Linked DNA regions of Mus musculus: region 2 is linked to region 1. The links are chromatin contacts, found by Hi-C or POLR2A ChIA-PET in ENCODE. All regions are on one chromosome and are shown on one strand. Each heading gives the region's core, a stretch centred on a gene start or an enhancer-like site at or near the end of the contact. The rest is flanking DNA. Distances are from core to core; before and after follow the strand shown.

Region 1 (5,757 bases), core at 1,294-3,793:
AACAAAATTACCAAAACCTTTAACAATATCTATTAAAGCTAAGTCTAGTCTGAATTTAATCTACAATTAACAAAACAATCTTCAAAGAGCTATAAGCAAATATTTAAAGAGAAACAACGTGAATCCATGGATTGATGTACCCACAATTTAAAAGAAAAGGAAAATATATCTGTCTGAGTCTAGGCTTCTATTTCTGCCATAAAACTCCATAACCAAAAAGTCAGTTGAGGAGGGAAAGGTTTATTCGGCTTATACGTCCAGAATCATAATCCATCACTGGGGAAAGGCCAGCAGGGCTGGGTCCTGAGGGGCAGGAGCTGGTGCAGAAACCACGGAGAGGTGCTGCATACTGGCTTGCTTCTCATGCCTTGCTCAGCCTGCTTTCTTACAGAACCCAGGACCAGCAGCCCAGGATGGCACCACCCACCATGGACTGAGCCCTCCCCAACTGATCATTAATTGAGAAAAATGCCTTACAGCTGGATCTCATAGAGACAGTTGAGGCTCCTTTCTCTCTGATGACGATAGCTTGTGTCGAGATGACACACAAAACCCACCAAGTACAGTATCTGCACACACACACATAAATCTGCTTAAATTAACCTAGAGTCTTGCCCCCAAACCACCTTTCTTCCACTCTCTCATGACACGGACATTTCAAATTAAATAGTATAGTTACCTCTGTAAAATTATAAATGTGAATTGATTGTAAACCAATGACCTCTAATCAGTTCCATTATCTAAGAAAATTCTAACCCTGAATACATATTTTACACATATTCACAAAAATTATCAAACTAGAGTCTGACATATCAATTAGTACATACGTTCCATAACAAAGGTCTTAGAGGTCGTGATGGGGGTGGCTCAGAAACTTCATCTCTGCATATGGTGTGTACAGAGTCCCATTAGGGCCTTAGGCTTGTCTTACTCTCCTCTATAATCCCCTACTGTCTACCACACAGCATGTGCTACGAAATACATGAAAATCAAATGAGTCATTATCACCAGTGCTTGTTTAACTGCCAGAGTGGAGACTGAGTACACATCAGAGCCTTACCTAGAACCAATGCTGTCAATTACCCTAATGGTACTATTACAGAGTCTTTTAAAAAGCTAAACAACAGCCAACCGTGCCTATCTACTATTCGGGAGATATTTCAGTTTAAATATCCTATCTATGGAAGCCCTATCCAAATCCTATCAGTACCTTTACAGCCAACGACCTCTCTAACAATAGAAACAAAACAATTAACGTCAGCATTCACTATACTTATGTTTCCATTCACACATTTAGTACCTATACTAGATAAAACCACAACATGGGACAAGTAGGAAGGAGATGAGACATATACTCGGGGGGAAAAAAAAAACTAAAAAGATAAAGGTAGAATAAATGAAAACTCAAGAAAAAAACAAACCAAAACAAACCAAAAAAACAACCCTCAAAATACTTTAATGAGACCTGCTAGATAAATGCTCCCAGAACATGCATATTACATAGTCATATTCAGACAAACTAGGGAGACAACCTGTACAGCAGAGAAATGCTACGATACCCACCGTACCCACAAAACAAAGGGGACAGTGGGTGGCAAAATGGCTGCAAATAAATTCTACAGCTTCGCCAAGTAATGACAGCATGTTCCCCTCTGCAGTGCTCTGCACAGCGCGTGTAAAATGGTCAACATTGTTCTGCTGCTTACGCATGGCACAACTGTAAGGGGTTGAGATGTTTTTATTCATCACGAAGACAGTGCCGGGATCAGTTTTCCCAACATGCTTAACTTCGATCTTCTCCGTTCGGGGGGTTAACGATAACTGCCTGCTTTTCTCTCTGTTAAACAGATCATTCCGCATTTCTGTCAGCTCCGTGGGTGACAGCTCGGCAGCTGGCGACGTCGCTATAAATCCTATTAAGAAAGCAAAGTACGTAGTTTACTCTGGACCTGTAACAAGTATTGAAAACGGTAGAATTTTGCAGAACATAAGTCAAAAATTCGACTGAGGCAAACTTGAACCACTTTATAATGTTAATAATTTAGGATCCAACAACGAAAAAACAAAAAACAAAAACGCTGGGCTCTGATTTACTCTCACATCACCACCGATTTCCTCAGTGGCGTCCTAAAACCAGACTCGATTGGGAAGGAGAGCAAAGTTGTAGTTGGAAACGGTCTGGAGGGGAGGAGAACGCTCCAGGAAGGCGGAATCCCCGTGTCCAAACGATCAATAGCTAGCATGAGAAATGCTGAACTTTTCTTCCACACCCCAAAGCAAGGGACTTGGCTAGGCAAGCGCGAGTCCTCACTCCCTGGGAGATGGGGACATGTTTGCCGAAGACTGGGGCTCCTAAAACCCCCCACAAGAGCCGCCCATGCCCGCATCCCTTCTCTTTCCCTGATTCCTGCACCCCAGATTGTCTTCCCACACCGGGAACACAAAAAACTCACTCCAGCGAGCCCCGCCGCCCGCGCCGGGCCGCCGAAGAACCAGCCTTCCCACCGCGGTAGCCATGGCTTCCCGAAGTAGCCAAGGTAGCTCGGCGTCCCGGTCCTTCTCGTCCCTCTTCCCCCGGAAACGCGGAACCCGCGGCGGAGGTTCCGTAGGACTGATCAGCTCGGGACCGGATGCTAGGAGCGCGCCGAGCCACGCGGGGGCGCATGCGCGCCTCTCCTTGGATGGCTCACCCTTGGCCGCGCTGCGAGTCTTGTCCTTGGCTCGGGGACGACCGGCTGCCCTGAGGAGTCGCAGAAGTGTCTATTGGACAGAGGAGTCACACAGGCGCCTTTGTCTCACGAGGGTTCCAGATTCCCGGCAGAAAAAAATTAGAGGAGGACTCTTTGCGTTACGTCTTTGACAGTCTGGCCAGCCACGCCGGGTACAACTCTAGAGGGTGGAAATAAAAGAGGTTTGCAAAAGTGAGTTTCAGGTCGGCTGCAGTGGGGCTGAACCCGGTTCACCGTTTAGTCGGCCACGTTCCTGGGCTCTTGGAAACACGTCGTGTTGATTTTGCAAAGAACGTCCTAGAACTCTTTTCCGAATGATCTAGGCACGACTGCACGGAGTAACCGGGAATCTGTGTCTCGTCCCTGGATGTATCCCAGAAACGCAAACCGTGCTTGGCAGCTCAGCAAATATTTGTTATGACGGTTGGTAAAAACACACTGCTACATCTAACGCCTTTGTGGTGCCAGCACGTTCCCGTTGGAGCAGCATTCTTTACTTCTGCAAAGCTGAACCAATGAACCAATATAGTTTTATAAATTTAGTCAGGAATTTTCACATGATCCCTACTTTTAACTTGTGGTGGAGCACACACTGCCACCAGGCGGAAGGGTAAGCTCGGTCACAAATGCTATGTTTTATGCCACACAAATGTGCTGTCTCCTTGGCCCAAATAATACATGTTTACAATTGCATAGGGAAAGTGTTAAGACCTTTCCTCATCTTTAAGGCAAGACATGTAAGTATAAATTTGGATTCAACCATTCAATATTGTACTGGCCTATCTCATGTAAAGTCCTCGGCCGAGAATAGTGACTGATGCCTGCAATCCCTCCTCAAGAAGGCTTAGGTAGGAGCTGGAGAAGCCTTTAGCTACTTAACACACCTTTTCCTAACAATAGAAGTTCTAAATCAACTCTGGAAAAGTGTGCGCGCGTGTGAGCGTGCATGTGTGTTTCTTCCTTAAATGTTCTATGGTTCCCCTGAAAGCTTTCAGCTTCACAGCTTTTAGAGATTGTGTCCATTTCACCCCACCCCGAAAACTATAGTTCACGGCCACATTTAAAACAATCCTCTGGACGTTAGCTTGAGAAAAATTAATCATAAGCACATCTGCACACAGCTGATTGGAGCGTCTACTATCGCAGAAAGTAATTTTGCTGGAAGGATGCCACAGGTGATACTGACCAACAAGTACTGAATATATGCTAATTATAAAACTGTTTATTAACCCACACAACTGCCTTGAATGTCTGCCAAGCAACGTTTGGAGAGTTGGAGAGACCTACCCAAGATAGACTTTTGACCAAGAGTTCCTTCAAAATATGTATAATTTTTTTCCTGCATACCTGTCTATGCTTGCCTGGTGCTAGAGAAGGTCGGAAGAGGGCATCAGATCCCTTGGAAATGAAGTTACAGATGGTTTTGCGCTGCAAGAACAACTGAGCCACTCCTCCTCCTCCTCCTCCTCCTCCTCCTCCTCCTCCTCCTCCCCCCTCCTCCTCCTCCTTCTCTCCCTCCTCCTCCTCTTAGAGACAGGAGTAAAGTCCAAGCTAGCCTTGAACTCAGGATCTGCCCACTTCTGCCTGCTGAGTGCTAAGTCTAAAGGCGTGTACCACCAACCATTAAGGAGGCTCTTGTTGCCCAAATTCATGACAGTTTCCCCCCCACCTTTTTTTTTTAATTTAGCATTCGAAGTATTAGGATTCATTCATTGCAGTACTTTCGTGTCACTAAACATTTCCAATTGTTCCCCTCCCTTCCTTGCTAAACTTGCTGAGTCCTTTCCCCAGATAATCCACTCTTTGCTAACACTGTGATTTGAATTGGTGGGTGTTAGTGGGAACACACTGAAGAACAGACTCAAAGGCACAGTACACTATGAAAAACTTTTAGTAACAACAAGAATTACAATAAGGAATTTGGACATATATACTAGTCCTTTCCCCATGGAGATATGGTGTGCGATGGTTGCAAACAGCAGCTTCCTTGGTAGTGTATGGAGCCTGTTGCCTATATGGGTTGCTCTGAAGGACCTTGGAGGCAATTTCCTGGCAGTTATTCAAGTCTCTGATCTCAATGCTGTCCCATTCTAGGCTCTGGACAGGTATGTGTGATGCCTTTGGGTAACCCTAGTGGCCATGATTCACATTGCCAGGTCGGTTGTTATGTCATTCTGCACCAAGCTGCAGAATATGGGACATCAAGCCTCATGACTGAAGCTCAAGTTCCCTGTCCATCACAAGATCCACATCCCAAAGGAATGAGGTTGCACCAAGTTGAATGCAGATGAGTTTAAGAAATGGTTGATGAGAAGCGGCTCATTCCTGATGGCCATGGTGTCAAATATACATATGGTTTCCTGAACAAGTGGGGAGCCCCGCATATATTTTCACTCTTTTGATCCAAATGCAACATACTAAACGTATGAGTCTGTGCCTGGAAAAGTTGTATGAAGTATCTTAGTGGCGTTCTGGGAGGAACAGAGCTCAGCATGAAGCTGGGGGCAGGCAGAGTTCAGCACGCTAGGATTTTAATCAGCAGAAATGCCTGTGTGTTAGTTAAGGTTTCTATTACTATAATTAAAGATGAGCAAAAGCAACTTTAGGAGGAAGATTCCATCTTACCACTCTCTGGTCACACTCCACTTCTAGAGGAAGTCAAGGCAGGAATCCAAGGCAGGAATGGAAAAGCACTTACTGAAGCAGAAGCCATGAAGGAGTGATGCTTACTGGCTTGCTTGCCCTGGATTGCTCAGTTTGTTTTCTTATATCCATTACTCAAAGGTGGCACCACTGGAAATTGGCTAAACTCTCGTACATCCATTCAATGTTTTACTGGGAGCTGCTCCTGAGAAATGGGATTGTAGCCTCAATGTATACATGGTAATGGGTTTTAGAACTTATTAGACGGCCAAGGATCAACCATAGTACTTATAATTGCAGCTCTATGAAGCACATGAAATAAGCTGAATTTTATAAATCAAGTAATTTAAGGAGCAGGTAATATGAATTTTACATGCCCCTCATA
Region 2 (5,757 bases), core at 995-3,494, 2.9 Mb after region 1:
TGTAACCGGTCCTTGAGCAAGAGAGCCGGGGAATTTACTTCATCAGTCCTGCTCAGATGAATTGTTTGGCTAGCCAGATCAAGTTAATCCTCTTCCCATGTATGACAGCACTCATATAAAAACATTTATCCAGCTCTTTTTTACATGCCAGACACATTTCTAAGTGCCTGGAGTGCCAGCGAATGAACAATTCTGACGTGTACTTCTGCCCTTGGGGGACTTAACATGCTGATGCGAGGTATCAAAACAACCTGCTTGGAAGCTTGGTGATTCGTAAAAGTTAAATAGTTCAGAGCTATCAGGTATAGTTTACATGTATGAATTTTTCAAAAGGACTTAGGCCAGCTCACCCTGTAAACAATGGCATTTCTTAACAGTGTCTTTGTGTTTTTCTTTAAATGTCTGCAAACTCATTCAAGAGGACACGATTTCTTTAAAACGATGCTGGTTTCAACTGGATGTAATATGGGCAGTCTGCTTTCAAATGAAGTGGACCCACTCTAGAATTAAGGGGGCGTAATAACAAACCCAGAGTGAATGTCCGTCTTACATACTTTTCTGTGGTTGTGATAAAATACATGGGCAAGGCCTCCTTAAGGAGGCAAAGGTTTATTGTGGCTTACCTGCTAAGGAACAGACCCCATCATGGTGATGCAGTCAAGTCAGCAAGAGCTTGCAACTGCTGTTAACATAGTATTATCAGGCAGGAAGAAGAAAACAGTGAATCCTTGTACTTAGTGAATCTTCTCCTCTCTGTACAGTCCTGGATTCCAAGGAACATGTAACCTGCAGTGGGCAGGTCCTCTTGCCTCAGTAAACCAATCAAGCTTATCTTTTACAGGCATGCCCTTCACTCCGGTGACTCCGGGTCTCAGGTTGACAACTGAGATTGACCACCCCATCCCCTAGTTCCTATATGACATGATTGACGATCCAAAACTTTGGAAACACAGAGGACACAGGGTAGTTGTTATATTTTAATCCTCTTTCAGGAAGAAATGTAGATTATGTGGCTTGAGAATACAATTCCTGGGGAAGCGAGATGAGTTTGTTCTATGCCTCCCAGTTTTGTGGAGCAGCTTGTGGTTTAGCTTTACTCGCTGCAGTGAGGAATTTTTAAAAATCTTTTCTTTATTCGTTGGACATAAAAAAAATAATAACCCAAGCCTGAGTGTTATTCACAAAAAGGTGGGATGGATACAAATGTTGCTTTGGAGCAAGGCTTCCCAGCCTTTCCTACCTGTATTCCTTCTTCAGCAGAGATGGTTTATGTAAATCCAAAGATGCAGGCATATTTTAAAAAACTACATAAACCAAACATTTACTGATAAGAAACCATAAATTTATTTTAAAACACCTCTTTGATATATGCCTAACTTTGGTGATAAACACATTCTAGGTGTGTTTATTTTTATTTATTAATTTTTTTCATAAAGAACTAAATCTTAGCAAAATATGTGGTACTGCAGGGTGTGGAACATGGTCAATTCAACGAGCTGATTGCAGTTTTGGTGCTATGATCATCATTGCTGAGAACAGTCTTTGTATTAATCCATAGGAAAAGCAACAGAAGTGTGCTTAGTACCATTCTAGAGGTTGTTAGAAAGCCTGTCCTAGTTTCTAACATTTAATTCATCCAAGATTTCATTTAATGACCTTTTCCCATGAAACTCAAGTCAGCTACTCCAGTAGCATTTTTTTTTTTTTAAAACAACCTAAGCATTCTAACACAATGAAATGTAACGATAAGCTGATTTTAGCCTTGGTGACAAGGAATGCTGAGAGGGAAATATGAAGCGTTTGGTTTCTATAATTAAAACTTTGTGTGTACAGTAAAGATGCTGCGGTTCTTCATACATAGCAGTCTGCTGAGCCGAGGTGTTCCAAGTAACATTGCCGTTGTGTAGAGCGATGGCATTGCAAAGGAAAGCGAGCTGTAGTGCTGTGAACCCAAGCTTTGGCAAAGTTGTGAGTCCATAGGAAGTTATACAATGCAAGGTCAGGGCCACAGAAAGGCAAGGATTCTCTCACACTAAATTCTAAGTTTGTTTTGGTCATTACTTCACATGACGCATGGCGGAGCGTTCTGTTTTGATTCACACTGATATTCAGGCTAGAGAACTGAAAGGACGCCTTTCCTAGTCACATGATTAAAATAGCAATGGTGTGTTTATACTTCCCGAGGGTAGACGGGAAACGCATGAAACAAAACCTCTAAGCAGCTAAGTTTCGGATCTGCTGACAGCTGTGGTCCTTTTTCCTGTCCACGTGCGCAAGTGCTCATCCCAGCCAGCAAGTCCTCAGACCTTCACAAGAAAGACAGGAAACCATGACTGTGCTGGGCAAGCCCAGACCCCACGTGTGGCTCTCATCCCAGCCAGCAAGTCCTCAGACCTTCACTAGAGAGACAAGAAACCACGTCAGAGCTGGGCAAGCCCAGACCCCACATGAGCCTCTTTCTCTGTAATTTTGGATCCTCTTGGAAACTGGACCATCCGCTCTAATTACCTATGCCGGGAATCCGGGGCACACGGGGCTGCATTTCTCAACTGCCTGCCTGCGCCATACCCCTGGAAACAGCTCAGACCTGCTCTACCGGGGCATTAATCCTGGCAGTTGAGGAGGGTGAACTCATTTTAACCGTAGGTTCCTGTAAACAAATGGAAGCTCCAGTCTTGAGCTCGTAGACCTGATCCCAGTATCCTTCGATGCACAGCCTCTGCCTTTTGCAAGTCTACAAAGCAGCTACACTTTCACCGCCCCACAGATCTTGGTCAGATAACTTTGAGTGAACCTCTAGGCTTTCCCCCCTCTCTACAACGTCACCCACCAAAACCACAACCCCGCCAACCACCAGAACCTTAGAACAAACCCGAGCTCGCATTTGGTGCCATCCCCAGCTGTTCCTCAGTGCTGTTTACCAAACTAGAACAACAGAAATTAGCTCAGTGTCATTAGGGGTTGCTAAGTTGGGGGTGGGTGGGGGGTGTTCCTTACTATTGTCGCACTAAATTGAACAGATGGGGAGGTGGCCGTGTTACCTAGATCGGAAGGCCAAGGCTAAAATCAATTGGTCAATATTCTATTTACACGGAATTGGCCCATGGGTCCTTTGCCCTGTTGTACTACCAAGTCAGTTACATGTTAAAAACAAAAGCAAATGTGTGTGAGAGTGTGTGTGAGCCTAATGTAATATATTATCTAATAATATATGATATAACATAATGTAATGTATTATCTAATAATATAGGATATAACATAATGTAGGGACACAAACTATGTGACTCACATATATGTTTTATTTTGAGCATACAGTTTTAACCTGCCTCATAGATAGGAATTTATAAACATTTTATGGAGAGAATACAGCTGCTTTTAAAGCTGAGCGGTTCAATCATGTAAAGACAAAATCGTGTAACTTTGACACAGTTTTTGAGAAATATCCCATGGGTGTACCTAAAATTCATCTTTTCTAACTAGTTAAAAATTTCTCCTTTTTTGTCTGTCCCCTTCCATTCCCTCTGTGTGTGAGAGAGAGGGAGAGGGAGGGGAAGGGGGAGGGGGAGAGGGAGGAGGGAGGAGGGAGAAGTATTTGTGTGGGTTTGTGCATAGCAGGAATGGAGTACTGGGTGCACAGGTGCCTGTGGAGGCAAGAGACACACCCCTAGGTGTTTTCCACCTTGGTTTTGAGATGGGGCCTCTCAGTGCACCCCAAGCTCATCTCTTCGGATGGACTGGCTGGACAGTAATCCCCTGGGATCCTCTCATGTCCTCAGAACTGGAACTGCTACCCGCATATCCCAGAAGATCCACAAAATTTGGGTTCTTCTACAGGGGGAAAGAAAAGTAGCCCACCATTTGCCAGACCTACAAACCTATGTAGGAAAGCAGACTGGATGCTAACCACGCCTTGCTCTTTGCTCTATGCATTTGCTGAATATGTTCCCACGTACGTGTGCATGTGTGTGCCTGTCTGTGGGCAGGTCTGAGGTTGGTCTGTGGAGCTCTTTCCATGGAATCCGTGGAGGCAAGGTTTCCTAGCTAAACCCAGAGCTCACCGCTATGTCTAGTCTAGCTACTTCTCTTGCTCTGGGGGGAACCCCTCGTTTCTACCTGCAGCAATCTGTGATTACACCAAGCCACCAAGCCTGCCTGGCATTTATGTGGGTGTTGGGGATCCAAGCTCCGGGTCTTAAGGTTGATGCTTGAGTGACAAGTAGTTTAATCACTTCTCAGGAATCCCTGGGTTCCTCCGCCCCTCATTGAGACACAGCACAGGAATGTGTAGCCATATTCACACTTTACATTTAAAGTCAAACCTTAAGTCAGTTATCCAAAATGAAAGCTGGGCAGCAGTCCTTCCTCTGTCTTATGGATGCCCTCATGAAAACTCCTTAGACTTCAAAATCCTAAGGAAAAGGAGAATGAAGACACAGTAACAAAGCCCAGTGTGACCTCTGCTAAAAACACCGGCTTCACTACTCCTCCAGTGTAGACAGGCACTGCTCTAGACCCCTGGCTCAATTCTACATTTGTAACTTACTCAAGAGTAAGAATTGCCTCTTCCCTTGACTATGTAGCGATTTCTGTCATGGACAAGAGACAGTCAGCCAAAGGTAGGCTACACATCGCTACATGGTAACCCTGTTCTTGTAGAGCTTTCTTTTGTTCAGAGGATCCTCCAGAGGATTTTATGTAAGTTATTCTCTTTGTTAGCAGACAATTACCCACTCAGTGTATCCTGTATTTTATTTTACTTATGATCAGATACGGCAATGTGGAATATTCATTCACAAAGGAGGGGCTTATTTCTCTATCTGCATTAAGTTCCCAGCATACTTATTTTAGATAATTTCATTTTTTCTTCCAAGGAGAATAATTATTCCAAGTTGGATAATATTCCTTTAAAAGCCAGGGAAGGGTTTTGATGTTTCTTTCACTCACCGACAAGAAACAGAACTCATTACGACACGGGTTTTGTTTTCTGCAAAGCCACGTGGGTGGGAGTCGCCTACCTCAAACAAACATTTCTTTCCCTTTCCTGTTCCTGATTTTAGAAAACTGGGGTTCCCTCCCAAGTCTAGAAGTCATGTGATTTCCGTCCATCTCTCTTGTCCCTATCAGAAGGCTGCATACACAGATATTTCTGCCTAGACTATCCAGCCTGAGGAAGGACTAACATTTTTATCTTCATGTTTGAAGCCAACACCTCCAGCTAAATTCTTCCTAGAATCAGGTTCTTTGCTGGCTGAAGAAAAAAAGAAATCTGAACTTGTTTTTAAACAGTGCGAGTGCATAGGTTTTCTAGAATACTCCGGGATGGCTGACATTCTCTGCAGAAATTTTTAAATGCACCTCATGACTGTTGCATGCCTTTTTATGTTTGGTATTCTCAACTATTTTTAAACCTTAAACCTTCAAAATTCATTCCAGACATGGTTGAGTGTTTTCTTCAAGGTTAGGATTCTACATTAAAAAAAAAATAGTGTCCATTCTCAAAGTTTAAAATCTCCCTTAGTAAACTTTCTAAAGTGCCAATAATTTCAACTCCACAGTCTCTTTTATTGTCTGGTATTTCTTTTAAGAACCGCTTTATAATTTTGTGATGTGTGTATTTTACCATGCCTCAAACATTGGTGCTTTCCATAGTATTATTACATCTCTGGTAAACAATGTTAAAAACTGTGCCAAACAATCCTTTAAATTACATTTGATATTTTAATACTGTGTGATACGAAATGTCCTATGGTGTACTCT

The links. A loop is a pair of places that touch in the nucleus more often than their neighbours do. ChIA-PET counts read pairs that join two places held with the same protein, here RNA polymerase II (POLR2A).
Region 2: a loop to region 1 is called in a map of heart, with 4 times the contacts of the local background. The contact joins the enhancer-like site here to the promoter of Mrpl39 in region 1. A Hi-C loop is called at or near these places in 1 of 37 maps with a recorded cell type or tissue (heart). POLR2A ChIA-PET finds 5 or more read pairs at or near these places in 1 of 5 experiments (embryonic stem cell).

What each region holds. Positions count from the first base shown.
Region 1 is chr16:84,732,701-84,738,457 of GRCm38, forward strand. It overlaps Mrpl39 (mitochondrial ribosomal protein L39), which reads right to left and starts at 2,544. Exons shown (of 10, transcript NM_017404.5): 1 at 2,454-2,544; 2 at 1,707-1,913. The coding sequence starts at 2,517. It also overlaps the pseudogene Gm26153.
Region 2 is chr16:87,659,032-87,664,788 of GRCm38, forward strand. No RefSeq gene overlaps it. Among named protein-coding and RNA genes, the nearest start is that of Bach1, 37 kb to the right of the region's middle. Within about 2 kb of position 2,245, at least 1 of the 3 ENCODE cell types and tissues checked has a DNase peak (open chromatin) inside an H3K27ac peak, as active enhancers do; it is heart, where a contact is called at or near this core.